2 separate regions of the Mus musculus genome follow, and region 1 is linked to region 2. The links are chromatin loops, found by intact Hi-C in ENCODE. Cell type or tissue: left cerebral cortex. All regions are shown on one strand.

Evidence for each region. A loop is a pair of places that touch in the nucleus more often than their neighbours do. Peaks named below come from ENCODE experiments on the same cell type or tissue, not always from the same donor. Only the 100,000 strongest peaks of a DNase experiment are listed, where the experiment ranks them.
Region 1: a loop joins it to region 2, with 1.9 times the contacts of the local background. A loop is called at or near these places in 1 of 42 quality-filtered maps.

The regions. Positions count from the first base shown.
Region 1 is chr9:108,345,347-108,349,346 of GRCm38, reverse strand. Usp4 (ubiquitin specific peptidase 4 (proto-oncogene)) reads right to left here and starts at 1,516. Exons shown (of 22, transcript NM_011678.2): 1 at 1,329-1,516. The coding sequence starts at 1,429. In left cerebral cortex, no CTCF peak of the experiment used is centred here; a DNase peak (open chromatin) is centred at 1,545; H3K4me3 peaks cover 2,000 bases; H3K27ac peaks cover 2,207 bases.
Region 2 is chr9:108,450,664-108,454,663 of GRCm38, reverse strand. It overlaps Klhdc8b (kelch domain containing 8B), which reads left to right and starts at 1,863. Exons shown (of 6, transcript NM_001359428.1): 1 at 1,863-2,347; 2 at 3,273-3,788. The coding sequence starts at 3,413. It also overlaps a transcript of Ccdc71 not described here. In left cerebral cortex, a CTCF peak has its summit at 1,846 (motif pointing right); DNase peaks (open chromatin) are centred at 2,714, 2,942, 3,199, 3,664 and 4 more places; H3K4me3 peaks cover 2,640 bases; H3K27ac peaks cover 3,283 bases.

The sequences.
Region 1 (4,000 bases), 110 kb after region 2:
GGCCTCAGACTCAGGCACTGCAAGAATAATCTAAGTTCTCAGATGCTGAGCAGTCTCACCAGCCCATGAGCAATCATTTCAAATGGACTCTTTCTACAAGTAAAACTATGTTACTAAGTTATTAATCACATTACCCACCACCATTTTTTTTTTTTTTTTGAGACAAGGCTTTTACTATGTCACTGAGGTTGGCCCTGAAATTTGGCAGCAATACTCCTCCAGGACTAAGACTACAGGCATGAGCATCCAGACCAACCTGAATATTCTTTCTGTGTCATCCCTTTGCAGAATTTCTAAAGTACCTCTCTCTATTTGTCTGGCCTTTCACTGGCTCAATTTAAACACCATAAACTACACCTAGACCACACCCCAAACACATAAGTTCTGTTCTCTTTTTCAGTCCTCATATTGGTCATAATCAATGAGAAACCTACCCTATTATTTGACTCCTACACAGCAGCACCACCCAGGCATTTCTCCCCGACTGGGGAGTACAATCCCTTCTAGTTAACAATCTCTTAAGAGGCCTCATATTTGAATCTGCTCTAGTAAACCTGGAACTTTTTTTTTGGGGGGGGGGTGCTGCTCACTGTATGAGACCAGCCCTGAACCTACAGCAATCCTACAGCCTCTGCTCCTGCAAACCAATAAAGCATATGCCAGCGTGCCTGGCAAAGTCTTGTAACTTTCGATCTTCTATTTTGCTCCAGGAGTCAAGCTCCCCTCCCTTCCCCTCCCCTCCCACTCTTACATCTAACTACTGCTACAATTGTCCCGGACCATCTGACAACTGGCTTCTAGTTTTTGGCTTTGAATCCTGTCCCACGGTTTACAAGTTACAAAGTATCACAGTTTACAAGTTACAAAGTATCCACTTCGGATCCTCTCTCCACGCCAGGAGCGTCCTAAGCCACAAATTGCTACCGAGGTTTTAATTGTTAAGGATCGGAGGTGTGTAAGGGGTGGAAACTTCCCCCACCAAGGTCACCATCAAGCGCCCAAGTCTTCGGTGGTTAAGTGCTTTCCCCCACCTTCCCGCTCCCGCCGACCCCAGCGCGCCCCCTTTTCTATATTCTACACCCCCTGTCCCCGCCGGTCCAAGACTACTGTGAATCCGAATGGACCGGGACAAACCCCACGCCTGTCAGCGCTGTCCCCCAGCTGATCCCGGGGTTTCTTTCATCAGCGGCCGCTGTCAAGCCACTCTTTCAGACTCCAGGCACCGCCCCCGGCCCGCCTCCACCTAAAACTGAGGACAGAGGTCCGGCCTGAGGGCCAGCGAGCCGGCTAGACGCTCTGCGCCGCAGGAGGGCAGGGCGGACGCTCACCACTGCGCCCCACGTTGGAGCGTGGTCCCCATCAAGGCTCCGAGCTCCGTCTTCTGGGTCTCCACATCCGGTCGCTCACGGCTGCCCCGGCCTTCCGCCATCTCGTCCGCCGCCCCGGCCCAGCCGGCCCGGACATCCGCCTAGCGCACGGCGTGCTATGGGCCGCGCCCACGCACGCACGTAACCACGCACGTGCGCGCGCCCGGCACCGCCGTCGACTTTCGCCTCTTCTCCCCGCCCCCACGCGCTGTTAACCCCCCCCCGCCCCCTCCGGAGCCGAAGCGGACAGAAGCAGGCTGGACGCCCAGAGGCGGCGGCCACATCCACCCGTGTCTGAGCGGCTCCTGCGATCTGACTGCTGGCCCGCCCTCGACCCATCAGTCACTCGCTCCATCCTGGCCTGTGAGGTTAGCCTGATGCTAAATCCGTGCAGGAGGAGCCTGCCGCTTGCTTTTCTTGTTTCCACTCGGTTCCATGCGGCTTTCAGCAAGACTGCCTAAATGCGAGATTGAATTTACTGCCTCGGCAGCCCCTGTAGCCAAGTGCACACGGACGCATTGAGATCTGGACTGTCCGGTGTGGTCCAGCCATTAATAGTTGTTTCAAACAAGGGCCGGCGCGATGGCTACGTGGGTGACAACTGGGTTTGATCCCCAGAACCCGTGTAAAAGTGGAAAAAGAAAACTGACTCTTTAAAGTTGTCCTTTGTTCTCGACACAGACACTGTGGCACGCGTTCGCCAAACAGGCACACAATAGTGAAATTTGTTGTTTGTTTGGGACAGGTTTCTTCTAGCTGCTGTCCTGGAGCTGTTTATGTAATCTAGGCTAGTCTCGAATTTAGGCCCATTTGCCCTTTTCTCCAGAGTGCTGGGATTAAAAGCATACATCACCACACCTGCAAAAAACAAAAATAAAGTCATAAATAGACGCAAAAAACAAAGTTGTCTTAAACAACTTTGTATCCTGTCAGCCATCCAGGTCAAGGAGAGAGTAGCAACCACCGAAGCCGACAGAGGTCCAGGCATCTTAATTTTTTCCTGAAACAATGATTCCGTTTTCTTCCGGGCGGTGATGGCACAGGCTTTTAACCCAGCACTCAGGAGGCAGAGGTAGGCAGATCTCTGAATTCGAAGCCAGCCTGGTCTACAGAGAGAATTTTAGGACAACCAAGGCTACAAGAAACCCTGTCTTGAGGAGAAGAAGAAGAAGAAGAAGAAGAAGGAGAAGGAGGAGAAGGAGGAGGAGAAGGAGGAGAAGAAGGAGGAGGAGGAGAAGAAGGAAAAGGAGAAGGAGAAGGAGAAAAGGAGAAGGAGGAGGAGGAGGAGGAGGAGGAGGAGGAGGAGGAGGAGGAGGAGGAGAAGGAGAAGGAGAAGGAGAAGGAGAAGGAGAAGGAGAAGGAGAAGAAGAAGAAGAAGAAGAAGAAGAAGAAGAAGAAGAAGAAGAAGAAGAAAAAGAAAAGATTGCAAGTCTTGAAAATCTTGCTCTGGAACAGGTTTAAAAGCATGGTAGAAAGCCATCTGTGGAGATGCCCGGGCAACTGGTGAGCTTTTGCTTTTCAGGCAAATCCTGTTTTGTTTCGGTTTTTTTTTTTTCGAGACAGGGTTTCTCTGTGTAGCCCTGGCTGTCCTGGAACTCACTCTGTAGACCAGACTGACCTTGAACTCAGAAATCCGCCTGCCTCTGCCTCCTGCTGTGGTTAAAGGTGTGCACCACCACACCTGGCACAAATCCTGTTCTTAACAGTAAGGCAAGTAAAACAGTTTCTTGGCGGATAGGAAAGCATGTCCTTCAAAAAACTAATACAAAACAAACGAACCCCCAATTCCCTCACCTTCCCAGTAGATTAAAAAAAAAAGATACATTTTATTTTATGTGTATGTGTGTGCGCCCTGCATAAATGTATGTGCACCACCTGTATGCAGGCACCCTCAGGCCAGAGAGCATTGTAACCCCGAGAGCAATGGTTCTCAACCTTCCTTATGCTGGGAGTCTTTAATACAGTTCCTCATGTTGTAGTGACCCCCCTACCAAATTATTTTGTTGCTACTTCACAGGTGTAATTTTGCCGGGCAGTGGTGGCACAGGCCTTTGATCCCAGCACTTGGGAGGCAGAGGCAGGTATATTTCTTTTTTTTTTTTTTTTTTTTTTTTTTTTGGTTTTTCGAGACAGAGTTTCTCTGTGTAGCCCTGGCTCTCCTGGAACTCACTTTGTAGACCAGGCTGGCCTCCAACTCAGAAATCTGCCTGCCTCTGCCTCCCGAGTGCTGGGATTAAAGGCATGAGCCACCATGCTGGGCTGGCAGGTGGATTTCTGAGTTGGAGGCCAGCCTGGTCTACAGAGTGAGTAACGGGACAGCTAGGGCTATACAGAGAAACCCTGTCTCGAAAAACCAAAAAAGAAAAAAAGAAAAGAAAAGCTTAAAAAGGAAAAAAAAAAAAATGGAAGACTTTGATTTAAGTAATGTTTGAGTATGGTCCTGAAGAAACAGTTGGGAGGAAGAAGCATAAATCAGAAGGAATGCAATTCATTGTCAGAGTGGGGATTAGGCCAAAGAGCTGAGCTTTGACTGTTGGGAAGGTTAAGGAGTCTACAGCTAGAGAGGAAGCAAGTGGGACCACTAGTTTAATGAAGGCAGTCATTAGAGATTGGGACAGAGGTGAGATGCCTGA
Region 2 (4,000 bases):
AAAAAAAAGTTCACTGGGGCCTTTCATCCCAGCACTGGGGTTGAGGAAGAGGCAGATAACAGATCGCTCTGTGTTACAGGCTAGTCTGGTCTACAAGGCGAGTTCCAGGGCTGTCAGGACTGCTGCACAGAGAACCCTGTCTAGAAACAAACAAGAATTGCAATTGCTTCAAAAACAATTTGGAGGAAGAAGTAGCAAGAGACGAGGTGGCAGATAACAAGGCAGTGGCATCTGGGGACAGATGGCTTCAGAATTCAGAGGGAGCAGAAAGAGATAGCCTTGACTTAGACTGGGAGACATTAAAAAGCAGATGCTTGTAAGTGGTAAACAGTAGGAAAGCAAGCAGAGGGGGCTTAGAACAGGGACAGTGGGGAACATGAGGACACGAGAACATGGGGTACATACCAGAGCCCCAAGTGAGGAGCAGCCTGAGGATGGGAGACTTGGCACTGAGTGGTAGAGAAGGGCCCTTTAGAGTCTGTGCAGTTTGAGGCCAGTCTTTGCGCCATCATTTCTAGACATGCCCTTCACTTCAAACTGACAACCACTGAGAGAGCTATAGGCTCTATTTAGTCATAAAGAAGGGTTCATCCACATTTTGGACAGTCAGAATTTTGGGCATGCAAAGGCATTAGTACTGTATGATCCCTGGGGATGTGAAGGTGGGTTTCTTAGGTCCCCTTGTTCTTGGGAGCAGTAACAATATAAGACCCATGTTTCTAGTCACCTCCCAGAATCCCCAGGTTGCAGTTACCCACGGTGGTAACTGATGGTACCTCCTTTATTGGCTGCTTTCCTTGGTCTTCTTGCTACTTCTCTGCGGGTGCTTCCTGGCTTCACCTCCTACACTAACCACACACACTTGTGTCACTGCCTCAAGATCTGCGTTGGGAAAATTAAGCTAAACACTGTACACAAAAGGGTCGGAATCAATGAGCAGACACAGACAAGTGCAGGAGCTGTTCACACAAGCTTTCCAACTGGAAGCTTCGGCTGATCAGAATGCTCACAAGATAGGCTGAGCCAAAGTGTGAATCAGAGGTAGGTGGATGCAGCTGGTCTTTGCTACTTTGTGGGTTTTTTTCCCACCCTTCATCCCCCAGTTTCAACCCCTATCACTAGATAGGAGAGAAAGAAGGATAGAGGGGAGAGATAAATAGAGGTCCTTGAATCTAATTTCTTTTGACAACTAACAAACTGCAACTAGTCCCCTCCCCACTGATGGCCAACAACCACCCATCCACCCCCCAGGGCTCTCAAACTTATATCCTCTGAGAAGTACCCAGAATTCCAAACATAACACAATCACAGAAACTATGTGCAGCTGGCAAAACCCTGCTTTTGCTAGAACACAGGCAAATCGTAGTCAGCTGCTGGGAAGCAGCCCCGTATCTCCACACCTGGCATTAAAACAAAAACATATTCCTATACGATTTCTCTGATGTTAAAAGAAATCAAAATTTCAGAATTCTCACTCCAGGGGAGTCTTTGTCACACCAGTTTGCTATCACATGACCACGGAGTTGGCTAGAGATGAGCTCTGTACCCTGAAGATGAACAGTCACCCAACCTCTGAGTAGTAGCCCCAGAGTAGCATTAGGCAGAGAGACTCCTGGCATCTGGCTGATTGTGCACATCCACTGCTCGGATCGAAGCAAAAATAACCTACTTTTCTATAAAGAAGGTCTAGATAGGCCCCAAGGCTAGTACAGTCTGCCCCTCCACCCTACAAGCTGCTAGTCTCCATATACACTAAGGGATCTTTTCTGTGTCCTGCTTTGTGTCATGGTTAGGACAGCTCGGCTGGGCTCCCCAACCAGAGGCCCAGGCTACAGCCCTAGTGGCCTCTAGGGGGCGCCGCTGGGAAGCTTGTGGTTTGGCACCTCCAAGCTCAGTTGTGATGGGCGGACTCCGACCCCTAAAGGCCCCAGGTTCCACTGGCTAGCCCCTGGCTGATTGTACCCAGAGTGGATCCGACTCACAACGACACCCGCCTCCGATCCCACCATACCGGTGTTGTGTTGCTCGCCGCTGCCTCATTTCTATCATCGCCCCAGGTAGAGCCCTAAATCCTGGCCGGCCGGATGTCCATATGCCTGTCTGTTCATTTTGGGTGACCGTGGGTCGGTGCGCCCTACTCCTGCCGTGGCATGTGCAGAGTTAAGGCGGGAGGAGGTTTCCCCGAATCTGGGGAGGGGGGAGCGAGGGGCGGACCCGGTCCAGCCCCGCCCCACGCCGGAGCGGTGCGGGAGCCCCACCAGAGCCCAGCTTCAGCCCTAGCCGGAGCCAGCGGAGGCGGAGGCGGAACAGCGGACCCCGTGCCCTGGCGACATTTGAGATCCAGCAGGTGAGTCCCGCGGGAACCTCGCGCAGGGGAAGTTTGGGGCATGAAGGATAGAACCTTAATTAAACCCACTAGCCAGACCCGCCCCCCACTCTCCTTTGAGTTGGAAGTTTGGGGCCAGGAGGCCGTCCCTGTTAAATCCCGGGACTGAGAGTGGAGACCCCCAGCATACACATAGAGACATAGACACAGAGAGATACACACACAGCAAAAGGGGAGGCTAAGGAATGTGCTCTTGGGTGGGGGGTGTCAGGAATCCAGCCGTTTATTCCTACAGGAAAAGCCCTGGACTCAGGGACCTTCTAATCCTGTGCTCAAGAGATTCTCTACACCAGCCTTTTAAAACCTCCTCAGCAGGGAATCTGCTGGCATCGCCACACCCATAAAGGATGGACTTCAAAGGGAGTGTGGAATCCTGGAGTCTAGCCCCTTTGGGTCTCGCATATGAGACTGGCCTTTTGCTGATATAAATGGTTATACCTTGTAGAAGATCCTTCTTGTAAGGACTACAGGATGAGGGACCCTGATGGCTGGACCCAGGTTGTTGAAGGCACACTAGATGCCAGTGTGTAGAGGATGCAGAACTCTCTTGGAGCACTGAGATAAGACTTGTTGGGACAGGAAGCACGCTAGGATGGAGATTTGGGCTCTATCTTCCCTTCCACTCTAAATTGATCAAGTTACTATTTGCTAGTTCTTAAGGTTGGGGAGGGAAGAATCCCTCATGTTCCCACAAGAACCGAGAACGCCTTCTGGGTACCTGGAATCTATTCTTCCCACTATAGAAGGACCTTCACCAGTAGAGTGTTAGTCAAAGGTGTGGGTCTTTCTGCACGAGTGGTTTTGGGCCTGGCCTGCCTTCAGCTACATGTTGTTCATCTGTTTCTTGACAGTGGCCCTGACCCTTTGTTTTCTGCCTCCCCTCCAGGTCAAGGCAAGATCCCTTGGACTGGGCAGACACACCCATCCAGCCCTGACAGAATCAAGATGAGGCCTTATCATGTCCCCCCAGTGAGGCCCACAGCCTGAGCAGATACTATGGCCTACCACGGGCAGTGAGCGAGTACCATGGCTGCAGGAGGTGGTCGGGCCTTTGCTTGGCAGGTGTTCCCCCCAATGCCGACTTGCCGGGTATATGGTACAGTGGCACACCAGGACGGACACCTGCTGGTGTTGGGGGGCTGTGGCCGGGCTGGGTTACCTCTGGATACTGCTGAGACTCTGGACATGGGCTCACACACATGGCTAGCACTAGCACCCCTGCCCACTGCCCGGGCTGGTGCCGCTGCTGTGGTTCTGGGTAAGCAGGTGCTAGTGGTAGGCGGCGTGGACGAAGTCCAAAGCCCAGTAGCTGCTGTGGAGGCCTTCTTGGCTGACGAAGGCCGCTGGGAGCGCCGGGCTACCCTCCCTCAAGCGGCCATGGGTGTTGCGACTGTGGAGAGAGGTGAGTGGCTTAGAACATCCCTCAGTTGCCCCAAGCTTCCTTTTTTTTTCTCTTGCCGGAGAGTCCATTATCACAGAGGCTGGATAAGTGCCGCCTTGGACATGGCTTTGCCTCCTTTCTCTTACCTAGGCTTGCCGCAGTTTACTGTTAATTGCCTTTTCTGGGCTGTGAGGTGGGGGGTCAGAGCCCAGAAGGTCCCCCAGAAAAATGGG